2 separate regions of the Homo sapiens genome follow, and region 2 is linked to region 1. Evidence: chromatin loops called from intact Hi-C (ENCODE). Cell type or tissue: breast epithelium. All regions are shown on one strand. Links, peaks and the distances in the headings refer to the core of each region. The heading gives the core; the rest is flanking DNA. Region 1 has its middle 6.1 kb from the start of MED4. Region 2 overlaps LINC01077 (long intergenic non-protein coding RNA 1077).

Region 1 (11,735 bases), core at 2,261-10,260:
GTGGGGGCAACGCAGTCTGATTCTCCTGGGCCTAATGGTTTTTTTTCTTTCTTTCTTTCTTTTTTTTTTTTTGAGACGAGTCTCGCTCTGTTGCCCAGACTGGAGTGCATCGCCGCGGATGTCTTGGCTCACTGCAAGTTCCGCCTCCTGGGTTCACGCCATTTTTCCTGCCTCAGCCTCCCGAGTAGCTGGGACTACAGGCGACCGCCACCACGCCCGGCTAATTTTTTGTATTTTTAGTAGAGACGGGGTTTCACCTTGTTAGCCAGGATGGTCTCAATCTCCTGACCTCGTGATCCGCCTGCCTCAGCCTCCCAAAGTGGTGGAATTACAGGCGTGAGCCACCGCACCCGGCCCACCTTAACCATTTTTAAGTGGATAGTTCAGTGGCATTAAATACATTCATACTGTTGAGCAACTATCCATCTCCAAAACCTTTTATCTTGTAAAACAAACTCTGTACTCACTAAATGCTAACTCCTTATCCCTCCCTTCTCCAGGCCCTGGCAACCACCATTCTACTTTCCATTGCTGTAAGTTTGGCTACTCTAGGTACCTCATATAAGCAGAATCATACAGTATTTGTCTTTTTGTGTCTGGCTTATGTCACTCAGCATTATGTCCTCCAGGTTCATCCATGATGTAGCATGTGCTGGAATATCTTTCCTTTTTAAGACTAATATTCCATTGTATGCATATGGCACCTTTTGTTCATCCATTCATCTGACGATGGACAGTTAGGTTACTTCCACATTGCTATAATCCATCTTTATAGCCATACATCTTCCAACAAAATGTTTTGCTCATTACTCAGGTTAATTATTGAACTGAAGGAACCAATACAGTACATAAGTAGTAGTTAATTAACATAGTTTAAGTCATTGATGTACCACACATTCCAAACCAGAACTGGTTGTCAAAGGCAAAAATACGTCTTAGCCTACTTTTCCTAGGGATAACAATGTAGTAGGGATCACTCTCTACCAGAAAAAAGCAAAGTTACAAGCCTATTGGGAATGAGGATTCCATATTGCTATTATAAAAGATGGTCTGGGACTGCCTCACTCCCATGAGGTAGTAGTACCTGTAGTCCTTTCATTTCAGGGTCTCATCCTCTACTCTGTCTTTTTGGAGGTGCTAAACCTGACTCCTGGGCACCCAGAGTTGACAAGTCTTTTAGAAATTCATGTTAAATAAATTCACTCATAGCAACTGCTGCGTAATCTAGAATGCTGATTTACTCACTTACGATGAAAAGTAATAGTGCCAAACATATCTTTTTCCCATAGACAAAACTATATGAGAAGCCATATTATCACAGGATGTTGCTTGTTAAACTTGGATCAGAACAAACAAGGATAGATTAAAAATTAATGACACAATCATGAGGCTTTGTGTCTCCACAGTGTAGGGATATTTGTGTTCAAGAGATTGGATTATTTGTGTTCATAGGTCAGGGTACCTTTTCCTCTAGACAGTGCAAGAGATCCTTGTCACCTTTTGTTTTCTGACCGTTCCCTGCATCTGCTGTTGGCTAACCCTTTTTTGTTAATGCAGTCAATTCTCAGGCAATGGGCTAAAGTAGATTGAAGCTTTGTTCATTACACTTGCATTCTAAACATGCCTCTCAGTACTCTAGTCAATCATTTCTTATGTTAAGTTTCCAGGGTGCCAAACTTCTGCGGTATGTGTTGGTTTTGTTTACTCAACTCTCACGGGTCATATTGAGCCATGACTCTGGTAGGAGGAGAGAGAACATTATATTAGTGTAAACATAAAAATTCTAGAAGGATTCTAATTAGTTAAAAATGACCAATTATAGTCCTACTTTGCAGACACTGAGGATCAGTGTGTGGAGCATGTATGTGTATTGTGAACTCCTGACCTCCTCAGATTTATTGCAAATTCATATGCATATTAAACAGTTTCTATAGACTGATAAGTAATAGCATCTTTCACAGATATACTGTCTTGCAAATTGTACAAATCCAGGCGTGATAAACAAATATGAATTATTTTATATAGTATTACTGAATTCATGGTAATTTGGAGTTAGGTACATATTTTCTCAATCTGTAGATTCAAAAAGGACACTACTTTCTCATGAAATTTTATTGACATGGTGGGCAGTGTTCTAAGCACTTCAAAAATATTAACTTGTTTAATTTTCCTAACACTCCTATGAGGTAAGTACTGTTACTATCCCTATGTTACAGATAATGAAACTGAGGGGCAGAAATGTTAAGACACATGCCGGGGTCATATAGTAAATGGCAAAGCTGGAATCTGAACCCAGAGTCTGGCTCCAGGGTCTGTGCTCTTTACCACTGGTTATCCCAGCTCTCTGTAAAGAAAGAAGGATATTCAGGTACTAAAAGGACTGGGAACCTCTGACCTAAAATATGAGAGGACTTCAAAAAGTTCATGGAAAAATGGAATTAAAAGATAATAATTTAAAATATAAACTTTATTTCTCAACATAAGCTCCATCTAGTTCAAGACACTTTTGTAAATGACGATACCAGCCATTTAGTTCATCCCTAAATAAATGAGGGCCCTTGGAATTTAACCGTGTCAATGCTGTCTTTTTTACTTTTTTCTTTTCTTTTTTTTTTTGCCACAGGGTCTCACTCTCTGTCACTCAGGCTGGAGGGCAGTGGTGCAACCACAGCTCACTGCAACCTTGACCTCCCAGGCTCAAGCAATCCTCCCAATACATTATTAACTGAAGAAAAATGAGTGCCCTTTACAGATTTTATTTATTTATTTAGTTTTGAGACAGAGTCTTGCTCTGTTGTCTTGCTCAAGCTGGAGTGCAGTGGCACAATCTTGGCTCACTGCAACCTCCACCTCCCGGGTTCAAGTGATTCTCCTGTCTCAGCCTCCCGAGTAGCTGGGATTACAGGCATGTGCCACCATGCCTAGCTAATTTTTGTATTTTTAGTAGAGATGGGGTTTTGCCATGATGGCCAGGCTGGTCTCAAACTCCTGACCTCAAGTGATCCACCCCCCTCGGCCTCCCAAAGTGCTGGGACTACAGGCATGAGACACTGAGCCTGGCCCAGATTTTTTTAAGATTAGGAAACAAAAAGAAGTCAGATCAGGACTGTAAGGTGGATGTTCAATGATTTCCCATTGAAACATTTCCAAAATTGTCCTTGTTTGATGAGAGGAATGAGCAGGAGTATTGTTGTGGTGGAGAAGGACTCTCCGGTGAAGCTTTCTCGGGTGTTTTTCTGCTAAAGCTTTTGCTAACTTTCTCAAAACACTCTCATAATAAGCCATTGTTATCATTCTTTGGCTTTCCAGAAAGTCACCAGACAAAATGCCTTGAGCATCCCAAAAACTGTTGCCATGCTGTTTGATCTTGACTGGTCTGCTTTTGCTTTGACTGGACCACTTCCACCTCTTGATAGCCATTGCTTCGATTTTGCTTTATCATCAGGATTGTGCTGGTAAAGCCATTTTTCATCTCCTGTTACAGCTCTTCAAAGAAGTGCCTCAGGATCTTGATCTCACTTGTTTAAAATTTCCATTGAATGCCCTGCTCTTGTCTGCAGGTGATTTGGGCATAACAGTTTTGGCATCCATTGATTGGAAAGTTTGCTCAACTTTAGTTTTTGAGTCAGAATTGTATAGGCTGAACAAATTGAGATGTCTATAGTGTTGTCTATTAATTGCTTGTCCTCTGCAATTAGGGCACAAACAAGATAAATATTTTCCTTGCAAATTGATGTGGATGGTCTGCTGCTGCAGGCTTTATCTTCAACATCATCTCATCCCTTCTTCAAATGAGTTTTCTATTTGTAAAACTGCTGATTTCTTTAGGGCATTGTCCTCATAAACTTTTCATAAAGCATCAAGATTTCACCATTCTTCCACACAAGCTTCACCATCAATTTGATATTCTTGCTTCAATTTTAGTAGAATTCATATTGTTCTGATAGGGGCTCTTGTCAAACTGATGTCTTATCCTTCTTGTGCCTCAAACTAGATCCTGTTCATACATGTTATAACAAGTTAGTATGACTTTATTTTGGTGGAAAAATATTTTGAAATGCATCTATAGTTTTTCTATAATACACACTTTTCATGAACTTTTTGAAGAACCCCTCATACAAACACTATCAAATAAATGCACAGCTTGAAATTCTGAGCAAAAAGCAGCTGCAAGCAGTTGGTGTGGAGGTTTGGAGGTGCAGCGAGAAACTCAACCAAGGCTGTCCCTAAGGGTAGGCGGAATAGATAGCTGAATACACTATGTATCTTTAAAAAAATTTTTTTAATTTTATTATTATATTTTTGAGACAGAGTCTTGCTCTGTCACCTAGGCTGGAGTGCAGTGGCACGATCTCAGCTCACTACAACCTCCACCTCCCAGGTTCAAGCAATTCTCCTGCCTCAGCCTCCCAAGTAGCTGGGATTACAGGCATGTGCCACCATGCCTGGCTAATTTTTGTATTTTTAGTAGAGATGGGGTTTCGCCATGTTGGCCAGGCTGGTCTCGAACTCCTGACCTCAGGTGATCTGCCCGCCTTGGCCTCTCAAAATGCTGGGATTATAGGCAGGAGCCACTATGCTTGGCCTATTTTATTTTTTTAAGGCAGAGCCTTGCTATGTGAGCCACTTCACCCGGCCTATTTTTTATTTTCATCAAACAACATATATACATAGTCTAAAGTCAAATGGTACTCAGAAGCTTCTAATGAAAATAAAAAAGTTCTAAATTACCACCTCCTGAGCCCCACTTCCTAGCATATCCTTCTCACTAAAGGTGGGCACTCTCAGCATTTTTAACCATTACTTCTATTCTTTGCTCACATATTTTAAAATAATATGCATATATTCTATATCTCTATTCAACTGCTTTTGAAATTTATTTCCTATTATGATAAATGAGGATTTTATCTCTCTTACATGTGTCATTTATCTTCCCATTAGTTAGAACACAGTTCTGGCCAGGCATGGTGGCTTATGCTTATAATCCCAGTACTTTGAGAAGCCAAGGCATTTGAGACCAGCCTGACCAACATGGTGAAACCCCATCTCTACTAAAAAAGTACAAAAAATTGGCTGGGCATGGTGGCACATGCCTGTAATCCCAGCTACTTAGGAGGCTGAGGCAGGAGAATCGCTGGAACCCAGGAGGTAGAGGTTGCAGTGAATCAAGATCATGTCATTGCACTCCAGTCTGGGCAACAAGAGTGAAACTCAGTCTCAAAAAAAAAACAAAACACAATTCTTTGTTAAGTCAATAGTTAGTGTTTACATTACTACACTATATCTACACATAACTATGTAATTATTATTTGTTTGACATGCCTAACATATCCCTGTGGAGATTTTTTTTAATAGAAAAGAAAATATCTAAAATATCAAAGTGCATTGTGCATCTTGTGGAAACTTTTTTCACTTAAATATCTAGGTATGTGTGCACTGGGTCAAATGTAAAATGTATTTTTTACTTTGTACTGAAAAAGTGTGAATGCTTTGGAGATGGGGTCTTCAAAGAGGTGATCAAGTTAAAATGAGGCCATTAGGGTAGACCCTAATTCAATCTGACTGGTGTCCTTTTAAGAAGAGGAAAAGATGCCAGGGATGAGTGTGCACAGAGAAAAGACCATGTGAGAATATGGCAAGAAGGCAGACACGGGCTAGCCAAGGAGAGAGGCCTTGGAAGAAACCAGTCCTGTTGACACCTATATCTTGGACTTTTGGCTTCCAGAATTGTGAGAAAATAAATTCTTGTTGCTTAAACCACTCAGTCTGTGGCATTTTGTTATGATAGCCCTAGCAGACTAATAAAGAGGGGTTGCAGGTCAATGGGCATCTGGAGATGTCTAATCATTGCCTTGCACATACCTTTGACTTTCTTGCCCCCATCTTGATTTGTTTCATTCCCTTGGCAAGGCCACGCACTGAGCTACATGCAGCTGTGCCTACTACATGCCTATACCAATGCAGCTGAATATGGATGGAGAAAAACACAAAAGCCAGTCAGTTTGTTGTAACTGAAATTCATGACTTTAACCCCCAAATCTTCAGTGGGTCCTTAGTGCTTCTGGGTAATGAGACTATGCATCCCTATTCTGACCCCTCTCCACTGTCCTTCATACAATTTCACACCATTGCCTCTCTCCACCCCTCAACATCTCCTTTCCCTTCCTCTTTCTCAATTTAGGATCTTGCCTCACTTGATTCACTGAGGAAAACAAAAAACAAAAAACAAAAAAACATATTCAAGGTCAAGGTTCAGATGGAAAGTCAGAGTCAGGTATTTCTTTCCTGGCAGGCAGGTAGTGAGAGAAGGAAAACAGAACAACTGCATTCACTAACTCTTCTCCAAGAAACAAAAAGAGTTGAAACTCTACCTCAAGACATGAACCTCAGAGCCTTTAATCCCAAGTAAAAATAACACTCAATTCAGTATCAAGCTCCAATATCAAGAACCACCATTTATGGTTTCTGAAGACATAAATCACCTCTCAAAAAGCTACTGGGAGAAAGGGATGAATTCCCAGCAAGTTGCTGGCATATAGGGAAGCAAATCTAATTTTTAAATAAATTACAAAGCCTCAAAATGTGCCATTTTAACTGCTTTTAATTAGCCAAGTTATCTCACTTAGAACCAACTAGGGCTGCTCCACCTCAAGAGAAGATTCACCCCTTACTCCTTCACGCCCCCATCCTAGTTACATTTTGAGGCTTTCCTCAAAAGAACCTCAGCCTGCACTTTCAAAAGCAATACAACAAAAAACTCCCACTCTTCAAAATTACTCAGTTAATTAAAGTCATTAGCCCTCTAGTAACTGTGGCATTTGACTTTAACTCCCTACATTCTTGTGCCTTGAGAATAAAAAACAGTTTAGGTTAAGCCTCTCATTCCCTTTATTTATTTATTTTTATTTATGTACTTATTTTGAGACTGAGTGTCACTCTGTCACCCAGGCTGGAGTGCAGTGGCACAATCTCGGCTCACTGCAACCTCTGCCTCCGGCATTCAAGCGATTCTCCTGCCTCAGCCTCCCGAGTAGCTGGAATTTCAGGCGTGTGCCACCACACCCAGCTAATTTTTGTATTCTTAGTAGAGACAGAGTTTCGCCATGTTGACCAGGCTGGTCTTAAACTCCTGACCTCAGGTGATCCTCCCGCCTTGGCCTCCCAAAGTGCTGGGATTACAGGCGTGAGCCACTGCACCTGGCCTCATTTCCCTTAAATATTTGCAGTGTGATATCGATGGAAAAATCTCCTGGAATTTATCAGACTCTCAAATACGAGAAATGTCATCCTCTCCCTGAAATTCTCCAGGCATCATTAAAAATTTACGACTTCTCAGTAACTCAGAAGAAGGGTGGGCATCATCTTTGACCTCCTTTGGTAGATTCGTTGATTCTTTCAACAAATATTTATTAAGTTCTGTGTATATGCCACACTAAATGCTAGGCCTATAGAGGTGAGCAAGACAACATTGGTCAGGAAAGGCCTCCTGGATGGGGTGAAAGCAGAGATTCTTAAGATAGAAGGTGGCTGGAATAAGTATCAGAGGTGGGCAGGAAGATTGGCAGGTCTAGAGGAAGAAGGACTAGAACAAAGAATCAGTATCAGAAAGCAAGTTGTCAAAATGCCTCACAAACTTCTTAATTGTGGATTGAATGGTGGCCTTCCCAAAATATATGTCCACCTCCCAGAACTTGTAAATGTGATTTTATTTGGAAAGGTTTTTGGAGTTGTAATTAAGGATCTCAAGATGAGATGATCCTGGATTATCCAAGTTGACCCTAAATCCAATATCGAGGTGTCATTATAAGAGATACACAGAGGAGAGACACAGAAGGAAGAGGAGAAGGTCATGTGAAGACAGAGGCAGAGACTGGAGTTAGGCAGCCACAAGCCAAGGAATGCCTGCAGCCTCCCGAAGCTGGGAGAAGCAAGGAAGCACTCTTCCCTAGAGCCTCTGAGGGAGCACAGCTCTGTTGACACCTTGATTTTGGGACTTCTCGCCTCTGCAACCATGAGAGGAAAATTTTCTGTTGTTTCTAGCCACGCAGGTTGTGGTAATTTATTATAGCAGCCCTAGGAAACCAATACAAGATGAAAAAAAGTCTAGTTTGAATGAGTAAAAATTCTCAGATTATTCTAAGAAAATACAGGTTCATTTTATCCTAATACATAAAACAAATCTCTAAGTGTTCTTGGGTGCTTGGAGAGATGAATAAACTAAATGTATTTATATTAACAGCATCAATTTGTACATCGTGAGCTAAAACAATTAAAAACATTTTGTGTTCTTAAGTAGAGGCCCAGGTTATGGAATAAAAGCTAAAGAGATCTCAGAAGTCATCTGATCTAGCCTGATCCCAGCCTGTGATCAAACCCTTTCTGGTAGAGGGGAGGTGGCTACCTCACATCAGCTAATTTTATGTATAATAAGCCCAAATGTGCTTCAAGATAATTTTCACATATTGAGCACAAACTCTGTCTTCTGAAGTCATAAACAAAACATTTAATCTGTCTTTCACACAACAGCCTAATTTTTTTAAACCACAATTTATTAAGATTTTTTCTTACAAAATTTCATATATACATGCATATTTTTATTGCTTTTTAAAATTTTCTATATTTTCTATGATGCATTTTTTATATTTTCTAGATTTTCTGATGCATATATATGCTCATATATACATCATAGAAAATATATATTATGATTATGATTATGATTTTTATTTATTTATTTATTTATTTATTTATTTATTTTGAGATGGAGTCTCACTCTGTTGCACAGGCTGGAGTGCAATGGCACAATCTCAGCTCACTGCAACTTCCACCTCTCGGGTTCAAGCTATTCTTGTGCCTCAGCCTCTCAAGTAGCTAGGATTACAGGCGCTTGCCACCATGTCCGGCTAATTTTTGTATTTTAGTAGAGACAGGGTTTCACCATGTTGGCCAGGTTAGTCTCAAACTCCTGACCTCAGGTGATCCACCCACCTTGGCCTCCCAAAGTGCTGGGATTAAAGGCATGAGCCACCGCACCAGGCCGATTTTGTTTTTATATGTCTAGATTTACTATGATGCATGTATATGTGCATATATATGATGCATCATAGAAAATCTAGAAATATATGAAAAAATAAATATCGCCTGTTAGCCCACCATTGAGAGACACACGTTGTTAACATTTTGGTTTATTTCATCTCTAATATTTTATTTTTTCACCCATGTAATCATCCCTAGTTCCTTCAGTCAAACCTCATTTAAAAGGGTTTCCAGACCTTTCATCAACTTGATCATCTGTTTCATACATTCTAGTTTGTCCTTCATAAAATGTGACAACCCAGAGTAAAGATGATGTTGCAGGTCCAGTATGTCTAGGGCTGCATGAAAGGAAACTTCTCTTTTGGTCTGGGGAATCACTGTAATGAAGTTGAATGATCACAGCCTTCGTAAAATGACTAACCTCAATTCAAGTCCTGGTTCTAATGATTTATAGTCTCTGCATTTCAGGTTCTCAGTCTATAAAATGGGGAAATGAAGCTTTCCCTATTTTTGCTGGAAGGCATAAAGGGATGTAAGTAATGTGCTTGCTGCATTGCATGTACAAATAAAAATAAATTACAGAAGTGGGTAATGTCTACTGGACTGGGTGTTGTTTCATACCCTATAGGTACAATTGCTATCCCTGTTTACAAAAAAGGACACTGAGGCACAGAGAAGTTAGGTCATCCATCTAAGACCACATACTGGGGGGTGGCAGCACCCAGGCAGTCTAAAGTCAGAGCCAGTATTCTTCACCACCATACCGCAATGTCCAGCAGCTATCATCATAACTATTATACTTCCTTCAGCATATCCCAATGCATTCAGTAAGTTTTTTGGAAGTCATATTACTTTGTGGATACATGAAAGTTTGCAACATATTAAAAAATTCTAACTGAAAGTAACCAGAATGTCATTCAATGGGTTGGATAAGTAATGGAATTACATAACAAACATTAGTACATCTATATAATGAAATACTATACAGTAACAAGAAGGAATGAGCTATCAAAGCCACCCTAAGACATGGAAGAATCTTAAATGTGTATTGCTAAGTGAAACAAGCCAATCTGTAAAGGCTACATGCTATGTGATTCCATTTATATGACATTCTGGAAAAGGTAAATCTATAGAGATAGTAAACAGATCAGTGGTTACGAAGAAATCAGAGGATGAGGAGACTGGAGTAGGCGAAGCACAGAGGATTTCTTTAAGGTACAGAAACTATTCTGTATGATATTGTAATGGTAGATACATGAAACCATGCATTTATAAAAATCCACAGAACTTTACAGCACAAAGGATAAACCTTAATGTATGCAAATTAAAACAATTATTTAGGAAGTTTGATGATCCCAGTATGGAGTGCAGAATGTGAAAAAAGAATCTAACTGTATTATGAATGTTTCATCCCCTGAAAGAAGGGAGGAAAAAGTTGCAGAGAAGGGGAGAAGGCTAGAATGATCCATGTGGTACTGGATTAGATCAGTATGAACTCTTATATAGCTTAACATAGGTACACAGGGTTACAAATAGAAATATTTATGGATATGTTTCTATATGCTGATTGGTATACATACATGTATCTCTTTGCTTTTAATTACCCAGGTTCAAGGAATCCTTTATAGTTTATTTGCATTGCTATAAAGGATTCCTTGAACCTGGGTAATTAAAAGAGAAGTCATTTATTTGGCTCACAGTTCTGCAGGCTGTACAAAAAAACATGGCAAGAACATCTTTTTTTTTTTAAGTTTTAAAAATATTTAAATAGCAGAGATAGGGTCTTGCTATATTGCCCAGGCTGGTCTCGATCCCCCTGCCTTCACCTCTCAAAGTGCTGGGATTATAGGCATGAACCACTACATTCAGCCAAGCATCTGCTTCTGGTAAGGGCTTCAGGGAGCTTCCAATCATGGCAAAAGGAGAAAGGGGAGCAAGTGTGCCACACAGTGAGGGAGGAGGAAGCAAGAGAGAGAGGAGGAGGTGCCAGGCCATTTTTTACAATCACATCTTGAGGTACCTAATAGACCTGGAACTCACTCATTACCAGGAGGATGCCACCAAGAAGTTCATGAGGGATCTGCCACATGATCCAAACACCTTCTCCGAGGCTCCGCCTCCAACACTGAGGATCAAGTTTCCACAAGAGATTTAGAGGGGATGAATATCTAAACTATATCAGAGGCCGGGCGCAATGGCTCATGCCTGTAATCACAGCACTTTGGGTGGCCAAGGCAGGTGGGTCACCTGAGGTCAGGAGTTCGAGGCCAGCCTGGCTAACATGGCAAAACCCCGTCTCTACTAAAAATACAAAATTTAGCTGGGTGTGGTGGTGGGCGCCTGTAATCCCAGCTACTCAGAGGCTGAGGCAGGGAACCGCTTGAACCTGGGAGGTGGAGGTTGCAGTGAGCCGAGATTGCACCATTGTACTCCAGCCTGGGTGACAGAGCAAGACTCCATCTCAAAATAAATAAATAAATAAATAAATAAATAAAATTAAAAACTGTATCAGAGATTGGGGGTGAGGGAGTAACTTACAGAGGAGGAGCCTGACAAACACTACTTCAGCCACATGATCAAGGACAACGGCGAGAAGTCAGTTGATAGTACCTGTTACAGGCTGAATTGTGTCCCCCTCCTGCCCAAATTCACATGTTGAAGCCCTAAGTCCCAGGACCAAAGAATGGGACTGTATCTGGAGA
Region 2 (11,735 bases), core at 1,354-9,353, 470 kb after region 1:
CAAACATCTATTAAACAAATTGCAATATGTTTGGAACTTCATTCTAATTTTCCCATTAATTACCTAAATTCATTTATAAACTTCATACACCACCACTTATAGTTTTTAGTTCTGTAATATACACGTACATATATGAGTACAGTGTATATTCTTTGCTTTTAGGAAATCCAGTATAGGAAAATCTAAAGTTGGAAAACAGATAACCCTCAAGGTGATTATTTATATGATCAAATAATTGGTTACTTTCCAAAAGTCCCTTTCAATGAAAAAAAAAAAAAACAATAAAAAACTAAATCAAATCCATAAATATAAACTAAGTACCTAATCTTATGAGCAAGAAAGAGGAGAATGAATATACAAAGAAGACCAAGATTAATTTGGGGTATTTAAGACTTTATAGGCTGGGCACGGTGGCTCAGCCTGTAATCCCAGCACTTTGGGAGGCCAAGGTGGGCGGATCACCTGAGGTTGGGAGATCGAGACCATCCTGGCTAACATGGCAAAACCCCATCTCTACTAAAAATGCAAAAAATTAGCCAGGTGTGGTGGCGGCACATGCCTGTAATCCCAACTACTCAGGAGGCCGAGGCAGGAGAATCGCTTGAACCCGGCAGGCAGAGGTTGCCGTGAGCCGAGATCACGCCATTGCACTCCAACCTTGGCAACAAGAGCAAAACTCTTAAAAAAAAAAAAAAAAGAAAAGAAAACTTTGTATGGTTTAAGTGGCTTCAAAAGCATCATTTACATAACATTAACCACATGACTGGTGGGTAGAGTTGTTTCTGTCCATTAGATTCCTTCCTCAGGGAGCCACTTATCCCTGTTTGGGCCTGCAAGATCTTATGTCTTTTTTTTACGTAAACCTATAGGTCTTTGAATGTTTTTCTACTTTCTGGTACAGAACAGGCTTACCTTGTACTTTCTCTCTCCTAGCCCTGAACCTATTCAGTTTCTCCAAGATGCCCAGTGCAATGATATTTAGAAACCAAAATCTGGGTATCAGATGTGTCCATTGCTACTGAGATATTACTGCTTCTTGGCCCCTTTAGTAGAGATAGTTAGAATACATATTTATTTAAATTGTGACTGAATCTTACTGAATCCCCTGTTCCCAATTCAAAACCAAAGAGTTTTTCCTTTAATGGAAAGGCGTTCTACATTCTTTAACTCAAATCAGTGATCCCTAGTCAGGAGTGGTTCTTGACTCATGTTCAAGTTTGTAATCATTTATTTCTTATTTTGCTCCTAAAGTGACCCAGTAAGGGAAAGCTGATGTGAAGCCTGATTAGCTTTTACCGTGATCCCTTTTCCTAAGGAGCTTTCAACAGTTTCCATTCATTTTGCCTGACTCAGAAGGTACAATCTCTTATTTCTTTTAGTACCTTAAAAAACAAACAAACAAAAACACCACTTTCCAAAATCCTGTGTATTTCACATATGTCTAAGGTTTTGAGGACAACCCAACCTATACAGCTTTCTCCAAGGATTGTAGAGGAGAGGGAACAGAGCAGAGAGGGGATGACTGCCTCGTGATCTTGTACAGTCCACTGCTTACTGTTTGAAGTCTTGAGACTAGGAGACTCATATTTCTGCTACCAGATAATTAAGATACAGCATCTTAATTATCCTTCTATCATCATGCAGATCAATGGTGTGCCATGTAAAATTTTTCTGAACTTAGCATTTTCACTGCTTCCAAAGGGCTGCACTATTTCATAAAAAGAAAACTGTGTTTCATAACAAAACGTTGCATAATTAAAGTGACTGTAACAATGACAAAAATGTGAATTTCCTCCTTCTCTTTCCTTTCTTTGAAGTCAAATGGGGAACCAAAATGGAATGTAAACGGAAGCTTTTTTGTCTTCCTTCTATCAAGCTTTGTTTGAGGTTCCAAATTCAATACACAGCTAGCACTGAGGAGGGTGTAGCAAATTTTCCAGCAGTTGCAGCCAGGATTAACTGTACTGCCTTCTTTGCCAAATCCATTCGTAAGACAAAACTGAAACAGGTCCTGAAGCTTTGTCATCTTTGAAATTGAGGCCCAACACACGGTGCAGAAAGTGCTGGACTTGAGAAAATCTGGGTTTGGGGCCAGTTTTTCCGCTTTAGTGCCAAGTGTCCTTGGGCAAAGCATTGGTTCCCTTTGAGGCTGTTTCCTTCCCTGTAAAACAAAAATAAAAGTCATGTTCTTGCTTACCTCATAAGGGCGTTTGAGGCTCAAATTAAATGTGATAATGTCAAAGAGCTTTGCAAACTCTAAAGAACTATGAATATAAAGTGTTATTAGAAGCTGTTGAAAGTAAATAATGGGGCAGCTTAATTCAAGTAATTTCAAATGCCTCAGGGTACAAAGAGCTGTGTGAGAGTCTTAGATATTTGCACTGCCCTGTGGTAATAAGAGAAGAGAGGGCGGGCTGAGGTGGGGAAGGTAGCATGACTCCTCTTTCCCGGTAAAGGTGGGCTGGGGTTGGAGAGAGAGATATTGAAGTTGGGGAAGGCAGGAGACGTCACAGCAGTTTGTAGAATGCAATTATGATGATGAGATGGGATTTAGCTAACAGGAGAGAGAAGGATGGTAGGAACGGCCAAATGTGCTTCAGAAATAGCAGAAGTAGGGCAAAAGATGTGGCTCAGAAATAGCAATAAATACATAAATAAATAAATCAGAAATGAAGGCCAATAAATGTCGGAGGAGGAGGTTACACATATAGGGAGATCCTGGGGGGAAAGGAGTTTCCAGGCTTAGTGACAAAGGAGCCTGAAATGAGGATCCCAGGGTGTCAGCAGTTGATGTCCTGAGCCAGCAGTCTCCAGACACTCATTTGCATTTATGAGTGCCTACTATGTGCCAGGCACTAGAAAGAAGGCTCTGTTTTCAAACAAAATCTTACAAGAACCCCAATATGTAAAACAGAAAAATTTGACGCTGCTCTGTTGAAGCAAGGCCTGGGGGACTCAGAGACATTCAGCTTTCCTCCGGATCCATTGGTAGCTCACAAAACATCTCTGCAGGGAGTGAGGCCTCTACTGAGAGACAGAGATAGTACCACTCAACCATGTTAACTCCAGCGCCTAGGACATGATAAGCGTTCAATATTTCCTGCATGAATGAGTGCATGTACGCATGAATGAATGCACAAAATAGAGTGGGTGGTCTGTAGGAAAGAATTCAGATAAATGGGTGCAGTGGATTCCATAACTGCATAGTGAGGCTATAACTTAGCAACCATGAATAGTTAATACATAAAGGTTTCTCAATCTTCAGACATGGAATGGTGGGTGGGTCACCAAGACTGGCTTGCCAGAGGCCGAGGGAGACACATTCGTGTGTGTCCAGCCACAGCAGCCAAAGTTAGAGAGCGTAAGACAAGACAGAACAAGAGAAAGCTTCTACTGACAATGTCTTGGTCACTTCATTGCAAAAACAAAGCTAGTCCAGTGCTCTGCTCCTGTGTGGTGGGGCAGGCTGTCTTCAGAATCACAGAACACAAGAAAAACAGCTGACATTTATCATGTGCTACTTGCCAGGCACAGAAGCAGTCCTTTTATGTGTGGTGGGTAGAACAATGGCCCCCTAGAGACCTCTATACCCCAATCCCTGTAGTCTATAAATATTCTATGTTACGAGGCAATGGAGAAACTAAGATTGCTAACCAGCTGACTGTGAGGTGGGAAGAGTGTCCTGGATTATCCAGGTGGGCCCCATGTCATCACAGCATCCTTGCAGGTAACAGTGGCAGGCAGGCAAGTCACAGAAGGAGCTGAAAGGACAGGAGCACATGTTGGAGTGATGTGATGTGATGTGATTTGAGAACTTGACTGGTCACTGCAGTTTTTGAGATGGAAGAGGGCCACAGGCCAAAGCAATGCAGGCAGCCTCCAGGAGCTAGAAAAGCAAGGAAATAGATTCTCCCCTAGACCCTCCTGGCCCTGCTGATACCTTGATCTTAGCCCAGCAAAACCCAGTTCAGACTTCTGACCTCCAGAACTGGAAGATTAAAAAATTTGTGTTGTTTTTAGCTACTACATTTATAGTAATTTTTTTTACAGCAGCCATTGGAAATGAATACAGATGTTCTCACTCCACCTTCATGTGACAGCCCTAACAGTTGGGTACTTACTGTTGGTATCTTGCAGATGAGTAGAATGAGGCATAGAGAGTTTGGGTCACTTGACCTAGTGGTGCAACAGGCGGCCAGACTCCACAGCCTGCTCTGTTTATCACACTGTCCCCTGGAGTGGCTTTACTTCCTCCTCCCCACAAATGAGAAAATGAGGCCCGAGAGATGTGTTCTGACCTGTCCCAGGTCACATGCAAGTTTGAGGAGACAAAGCTCAAACTATGCCCCAGGAGAATGATATAGACCAGTGCTTCACATACTTAAAGTCTCATCAGAATGCAGGTTCCAATTTAGCAGGTCTGTCTGAGATGGGCTCTAGGACCCTGTGTTTGTAAACAGCTCACAAGTGAGGTCTGGCCTCTGGGTCTGGAGCGGCTGTAGAAGCAGCTTCTGTTCTCTGCTTCGGGGCTCTGAGAATGTAGGGTCACTAGAAGAGGCTTGGGCTTCTAGTGGGATGAAGATGACGGGGCACTGGGAGGGAGAGAGGAGGCTTGGAGACGGGGAGACACAGGCACCGACGGCCATGCGACAGTCCTGTGTGGAATGAAATTTAGGGAAAGGTCAGGGCTAACCAGAAGGATATAACTCTTTGTGCTGCCCAAGAGAAAGATGTCACTCATAAGTGATGATTATTTTTGTCATTTAAAAAGTCATTAAAAACACTCACATGTAATTCCAGCGCTTTGGGAGGCCAAGGCAGCAGGATCGCTTGAGCTCAGAAGTACAAGACCAGCCTGGGCAACATAGGGATACCTCATCTCTATTAAAAATTTAAAAAATTAGCTAGGCATGCGCGTGCATGCCTATAATCCCACCTACTCTAGACGCTGAGGCAGGAGGATCATCTGAGCCTGGGGAGATGAGGGCTGCAGTGAGCTATGATTGTGCTACTGCACTCCAGCCTGAGTGACAGAGTGAGACCATAATTCAGAAAAAAAAAAAAAAAAAAGAAAAGAAAAGTTATCCGAAGCTTGAAGCTTGAAGGCATGGGTCGGGCATGGTGAATAGCACAGACAGATGGAGGACATTCTGTCTGCCACAGAGCCTAAAATATCTACACGAGATTGTGGGAGAAAACCCAACAGCCTTCATTTCCTGCCATGTGTTTTATGTAATTCTTTTATTTTATTTTTTATTTTTGAGAGAGACAGAAAGAGATAGTGTGCTTGTTCTTCGAGAAATGTCTCTAAAGTTTTGGCAGAATCAAAAGGCTAGTACCCCAGGCCCCTTCCTCTCCTGAGGCCCCACACCGCCCACTCCACAGACAGCAAACAGCCCCAGGAGGGTTGCTACTCTGTAACTGCGGTCATGGACCCCTGAGTCTTCATTTTAAAAGAATCCATGCACCCCTCTGTTTGTGTGTGGGGTGCTGGGAGAGTCTCTAACCTATTTCACTGAAACTGAATAATTTCCAGTTGTCTGTGGCTACCGCAGCTGCCTGCAGACTAGGAATGTTCTGGTTTCATTTTGAAACAACTCCCAGGCATGCAGGCAAGAAGTATCAACTTTCCTCTCAGATATGTGAACTCAGAGAGGAAGCCAAAGTTTGGCTGACTGGTTTCTAGGAGTACAGAGTGAAAACGTTGCTTGTATTTATTTAAAATGGCTAAAAAATGAGAACTTTTTTTTAAAAAAATAATCATATGTGGCACTATTCTTTTAAATCCAACAGCAGTTTTTATAGGGAATAATATGTAGATGGATAAATAAGTAGACAAATACTCTTTTTCATTATTTCATTAGGTCAATATGGAAAATGCTCAATAGGCCTTTTGAACACTTTAAAGGACTCCAAAGATGTTGGAGAAAATGGAACATTCATTCGTACTTTTTTAGATAGATAATAATGTAGATGCATAGAGAAATATCCAGAAGGATATTCATCAAAATGTTAACAGTATTTGTCTCTGGATGACAGAATTTAGAGGAGGTTTTTTTTTTTTCTTTTTCTTTTTTATACTTCTCTCTCTCTCTCTCTCTTTTTTTTTTTTTTTTTTTTTGTGAGACAGTCTTGCTCTGTCACCCAGGCTGGGAGTACAGTGGCGTGATCTCGGCTCACTGCAATGTCTGCCTCCTGGGTTCAAGCAATTCTCTCTGCTTCATCCTCCCAAGTAGCTGGGATTACAGGTGCCCGCCACCACACACAGCTAATTTTTGTATTTTTAGTAGAGACAGGGTTTCACCATGTTGGCCAGGCTGGTCTTGAACTCCTGACCTCAGGTGATCTGCCCACCTTGGCCTCCCAAAGTGCTGGGATTACAGGCATCAGCCACCACGTCTGGCCTATATTTCTTTTTTGGTTTTTTTTTTTAATATTTTTTTCCTGTACTCCCAGCACTTCAGGGGGCCGAGGCAGGAGGATTGCTTGAGCCCAGGAATTGGAGGCTAGGCTGGGCAACATGGCAGAGCCCTGTCTCTACACAAAGAATACAAAAATTTGCCAGGCATGGTGGCATGTGCCTGTAGTCTCAGCCACTCAGGAGGCTGAGGTGGGAAGATCACTTGAGCCTGGGAGGTCAAGGGTGCAGTGAGCTGTGATTGTGGCACTTCACTCCAGCCTGGGTGATAGAATGAGACCCTGGGTCCAAAAAAAAAAAAGTGTGTGTGTATTATATTATATACACATATTTCAGTAGCTTTTGGGGCACAAGTGGTTTTTGGTTATATGGATGAATTATATAGGGATGAATTCTGAGATTTAGTGCACCCCATACTTGGCACAATTGACCTTCCATGCTCCTTAATGTAGAGTTTGCAAAATGGAGCTTTAAGGTACTTCTAAAATAAGTTTTCTACTAACCATCCCAGCTTAGGGGTTCACCTCAAAGGGTAGTGGTAATTCTTCAGGAAAATAATGAAATATGTTGATCAGTTGCCTGGCTCAGTCAGCAAACACTGAGGTGCCTATAAAGTCCAAGGAAGGTGTTTTGCTGGGTTCTGAAGAATAGCTTCTCTTTGCTTCCAGTCAGGTCCCAGGTGCGCAGTGTGACAGTTCTGCCTGCTGAGCACTTAGGTGAGGAGGACTCCGGCCATCAGGGGAACTTGAGGCTATGGGGTTTTCAGTTGTCAATCTAGAGTAGCGAAAAAACAAGCTTGAGGGTTACACGACCCTTGTTATCTGTGTCGTCTCGTTCAGGCCCAACACTTCCTGCTATTCTTTTCCACTATGGTCTTGTGTCATCATCTGCAAAATATGAATAAAAATACTTCCTCCCAGGAGTATTGTGAGGATTAAAGGAGACAATATGAATGGCACAAAGTAGGCCTCTAAAAATGTTTCTTCCTCCAAGAGCCCGAAGCAAACAGGGGATTTTCAAGAATAATTTCTGTTTGGCTATGGGATATGTTATGTTACCTTTCTGCCTTAAACTGATCCACCAGTTGATTTATATTTTACTTGGTCTACCAGTAATATTAACTTTTATTTCTTTTGAACATACAACTGATGATGGGAGAGGCAGATCCAAAGTGCTATTTGTGGTAGTCTGTTGTGGTTACAATTCACAGAATGCATACATACATGCACATAAAGGAGAAATGGCTGTGTTTAGAAAAAATGGTCATACATAAATAAGTTGATTACTTTGGTGATGGGAAACTAAGATTCAATGTCAGAAGAGACCTTTGGTGACTACTAGTAGCTTTTGAGGATCAGAAAAGTTAGATGGCTTTTCCTTTCTTTCTTGCCCTCTCCCATCACACACACACACATACACACTCACACTACATCCTTTGCCAGCAGGCAGGGAAAGCACTCCCAGGGTGATACTGATATGAATGTTCTTTCCTTGCCCCCAACTCACCCTGCTCAAGTCACATAGCTAAGGTCAGCTTTGGGGAGCCAGATGCCAGCCCTGTCCCTTCACTGTCCTCAAGCTCCTGGGATCCTCAGGGCAGAGGTGTACAATGGTTCCCATCATCGTGGAGGGACTGGCACATTTGCCTGTTTCCTGCCTGAGTACCAACTAGAGGAAATGAAACTTACATGGCAGGGCCCTCACTTGCGCCAGCCCTTCTAAGGCCCTAGAACTAGGTTCTTATGGTTGTATGATTTCTGTAAAATTTGTAAGAAATATTTGAACAACCATCAGTTAAGACCCTGTTCTCTTCCACCCATTTCTGATGTCCCCCCATCATTCTTCCTCATTTGTCAGTGGCATTGTGTGTCCGTGCATTTCTAGGGAGTTGCGCGGGGGATTCATTTAGTTTGGGTTTAGTGGGATGTGTATATGTGTGTTGTAGCCTCTTCCAGGTAGAGTTAAGCTGTTGCTGGGAATACTCCTATTGCTCACTGTGTTGACTCAGTGGGAGCTGTGACAGGAAGGTGAAGGAGACAGAGGCCATGTCATGACATGACCTTAAGTATAAGGAGAGTGGAGGATAAACAAGGTTTGAAATGTTTGAAGCTGGAAGATAGTCTATGGAGCATTCTTGCAATTGTCAGTAAGTAGAAAATTCAGTTGTCAAAGAAGACTAGTGAAAATACAAGTTCTTTCCTGTCAGGAATATACTGGAAAATGCAGCATAGATGACTTTAATATACCATATGTATTTTTCTTTCCTATATTGATGAGAATCACATGCCACAACATCTATCTCTGAGTTTATAGGCAAGTCTGAAGCAGTACTACAAAAGCAAGGTGTCTCTAGCAGTTTATGAATGAAAAAAGCAAAAGCTTGATAGACCTTATTGTCGTATGATTTCTGTAAAATCTGTAAGAAATATTTGAACAACCATCAATTAAGACCCTGTTCTTTTCCACCCATTTCTGATTCCTCCCATCATTCTTCCTCATTTGTCAGTGGCATCATGTGTCCGTGCATTTCTAGGGAGTTGCGTGGGAGACTCATTTAGTTTGGGTTTAGTGGGATGTGTATATGTGTGTTGTAGCCTCTTCCAGGTAGAGTTAAGCTATTGCTGGGAATACTCCTATTGCTCGCTGTGCTGACGGACATTGCAGTGAGCTGAGATTGTGTCACTGCACTCCACAAATAAGTCATTTAATCCTCAAACAAGGAAGTAGTTTCTTTCTTTTTTTTTTTTTGAGGTGGAGTCTTTCTCTGTCACCCAGGCTGGAGTGCAGTGGGGTGATCTTGGCTCACTGCAACCTCTGTCTCCCGGGTTCAAGCTATTCTCCTGCCTCAGCCTCCTGAGTAGCTGGGACTACAGGCACGTGCCACCATGCCTGGCTAATTTTTTGTATTTTTAGTAGAGATGGGGTTTCACCATGTTAGCCAGGATGATCTCAATCTCCTGACCTTGTGATCCACCTGCCTTGGCCTCCCAAAGTACTGGGATTACAGGCGTGAGCCACCATGCCAGGTTGAGATTTTTTTTGGAAAGTTTTCTTAAAAGCGTCTCCTTACCTCTGCTTCTAATACAGCTCTTTTATATTCTGGATTTGAAGTATGGTTGAAAGGTCTAGGCTTGATTGCCAAAAGAAATGCACAGTCAAGTTAGAGTGTACAAAACATAGGTCTCTCAGACATTATGGCTGGCTCTCAGTTCCTGACAGTGAGGTCTCAAAAAAGGGGAAAGTGAGTTAGTCCTTCTAAAAAGCATAGAGGAGGAGGTTGAAAGGGTTAGAAAGGTCAAGTTTCTTGGAAGCTTTGTGTGGGAATTCCATCACTTTTATCTTCAGAACCCAAGGCAATGATAGCAATGATGATGAAGATGATGATGATGGTGATAATAATGATGATGATGGTGCCCTGTACTTACAAAAAGGCTTTCATCTGTAGACTCAAAATGCAACACAACCACTAATTAATTCCAAAGGCAAGGTAGGCAAATATCATTATCTTCAATTTACAGGCCAGGAATTTAACAAGGAAGAAATTAAGCCCTTTACCCAAGGTAATTTCAGAGTGAATATCACAAATGAAGAGTTCCTGCCTCTTCTCTGTCCACATGTCACCTACAGGTAGCTACAGAAGGGCTTTCTTTTATTCCTTCAGAAGTTGTTTTGGAGCCAATATTTGTGGATGACATTGTGGGACTACAAAAGATGACAGCAAAAAGCAGCACATGATTAAATATCAAAATGGAAGGTAAAGGGAAAAAGAATTCTGGACAAAAGAGAGAGAGAGCTGTGGAGCTTGAAGGGGGATTCAGAATTTGAATTTCTGGAGAACTATTATGAGAGGCCCTGAGCATCCTTGTACTCGAGCTCGGAATGTTCTTGCTGGTTTTTCCAAGAATGCAAGGGCTTGACTGCTTTTCACTTGGGCCCTTTCTCAGGTTATTTGCTGTGAATAACCTTGAGGGACGAGATAATATCTCCCCCCAACAAAGAGCAGGTTTCCTTACCACCAGCTGTGAAAGAGGTGGATTCCCCAAGCCTAGGTTCTTCTCCTGTAATACAACCTGTTGCATGGCAGCATTTATCTGAGCCCTATGTTGCCCTCTGGGACTTGGAAGCAAGGAAAACAGCTGAAACATAATGCTTATGCTGCTTGGTGACTGTAAATAATAAGGCCCCTTGTCTCTGACTCAGGAGTCTCATGTCGTCTGACAACATCCATGATACAGTAACAGGCTAACTAATTAGCTTACAAGTAGGATGAAATCAAATCCCACAGCTGACAGAAACAGCCTGAATAACGTTAGGTGCACCTGATCTGTGACACTTGTACCCCTCCTGTTATGACACTGAGCACCCTTTATTGTAATTGCTTATTTAATTCCTTTATTCCCCACCAGGCTGGAAGCTATGGGAAGAAAGGGCTATTGCATTTCCTTTGCCTAGAAAAGTGCTTGGCATATAGTAGGTTTTTCTCAAATATTTATAGAAGGAGTGAATACATGGATATAGTCTGTTTAGGAGTACAGAATAAACCAGTTCCCCAGGAGGAAAGAGTTTTAAAAGGTAGGCAGAGTAACTGCTTTCATGTGTCCTCGAACATTCCACTCTCTCCTCTGGGGCAGAGCGAGCTCCTTGCTGCACTGACCCCTCCCTTCACAGACTTCACTGAGTGCAGGGAGGACACATAGTAAAATGGTGCCACCTCTACTACACAATGATCTGGGTGGCTGCAGCATCTCTGCCTCACCATGATGTGATGGAGTTTCCCTGCCCCAACCTGCTTGTTTGAGTGTATGGTTCTGGTGTGGATGTTCGCTCAATTTCCACATCTCATGGGCATTGGTGGAAAGGAAGTCAAGGCCATGCCAACAGAGGTCACCTTTGGTTTCCTGAGGTCCACAGGTGTGGATGAGAAGCATCTGGCCAGGAAACCAGCCTGCCAGAATCCCCAGAGTGAAGACACTCAAGCAGAAGACAGGATGGCTCCTCAGCGTTACTCTGGCCAGTGATCAAATTTTCAGGGTTTGTGGAGCAATTAATTGCTTCATACACATGCTGGGCCACGTTCTTCAGAATGAGGCAGGTCACATCTCCGAATTCTTAACCCTTTTGGAATCCAGGCGCTCACCACTACTGGTGGGAATAACACATCTTCTTCTGAAGGAAGGAACCAGTTGTTCTTAGTGGGAGAAGAGAGCCGTGGGACCGATTTGACTTTTCTCCCAGAGAGCAGGTTCTCCATTTGCCTATTGGGAAAGAGAGGTGGACGCAGGTCAAAGATATCACATCCTCTCCTCTCACCTTTCCT

The links. Peaks named below come from ENCODE experiments on the same cell type or tissue, not always from the same donor. Only the 100,000 strongest peaks of a DNase experiment are listed, where the experiment ranks them.
Region 2: a loop joins it to region 1, with 9 times the contacts of the local background. A loop is called at or near these places in 11 of 110 quality-filtered maps.

The regions. Positions count from the first base shown.
Region 1 is chr13:48,095,304-48,107,038 of GRCh38, forward strand. No RefSeq gene overlaps it. Among named protein-coding and RNA genes, the nearest start is that of MED4, 6.1 kb to the left of the region's middle. In breast epithelium, for the core only: no CTCF peak of the experiment used is centred there; no DNase peak of the experiment used is centred there.
Region 2 is chr13:48,566,187-48,577,921 of GRCh38, forward strand. It overlaps LINC01077 (long intergenic non-protein coding RNA 1077), which reads right to left. Exons shown (of 2, transcript NR_170270.1): 2 at 1,412-2,161. It overlaps LINC00462 (long intergenic non-protein coding RNA 462), which reads right to left. Exons shown (of 3, transcript NR_051983.1): 3 at 10,788-11,673. Among named protein-coding and RNA genes, the nearest start is that of LINC00462, 8.8 kb to the right of the region's middle. In breast epithelium, for the core only: no CTCF peak of the experiment used is centred there; a DNase peak (open chromatin) is centred at 5,573; H3K4me3 peaks cover 1,017 bases; H3K27ac peaks cover 4,137 bases.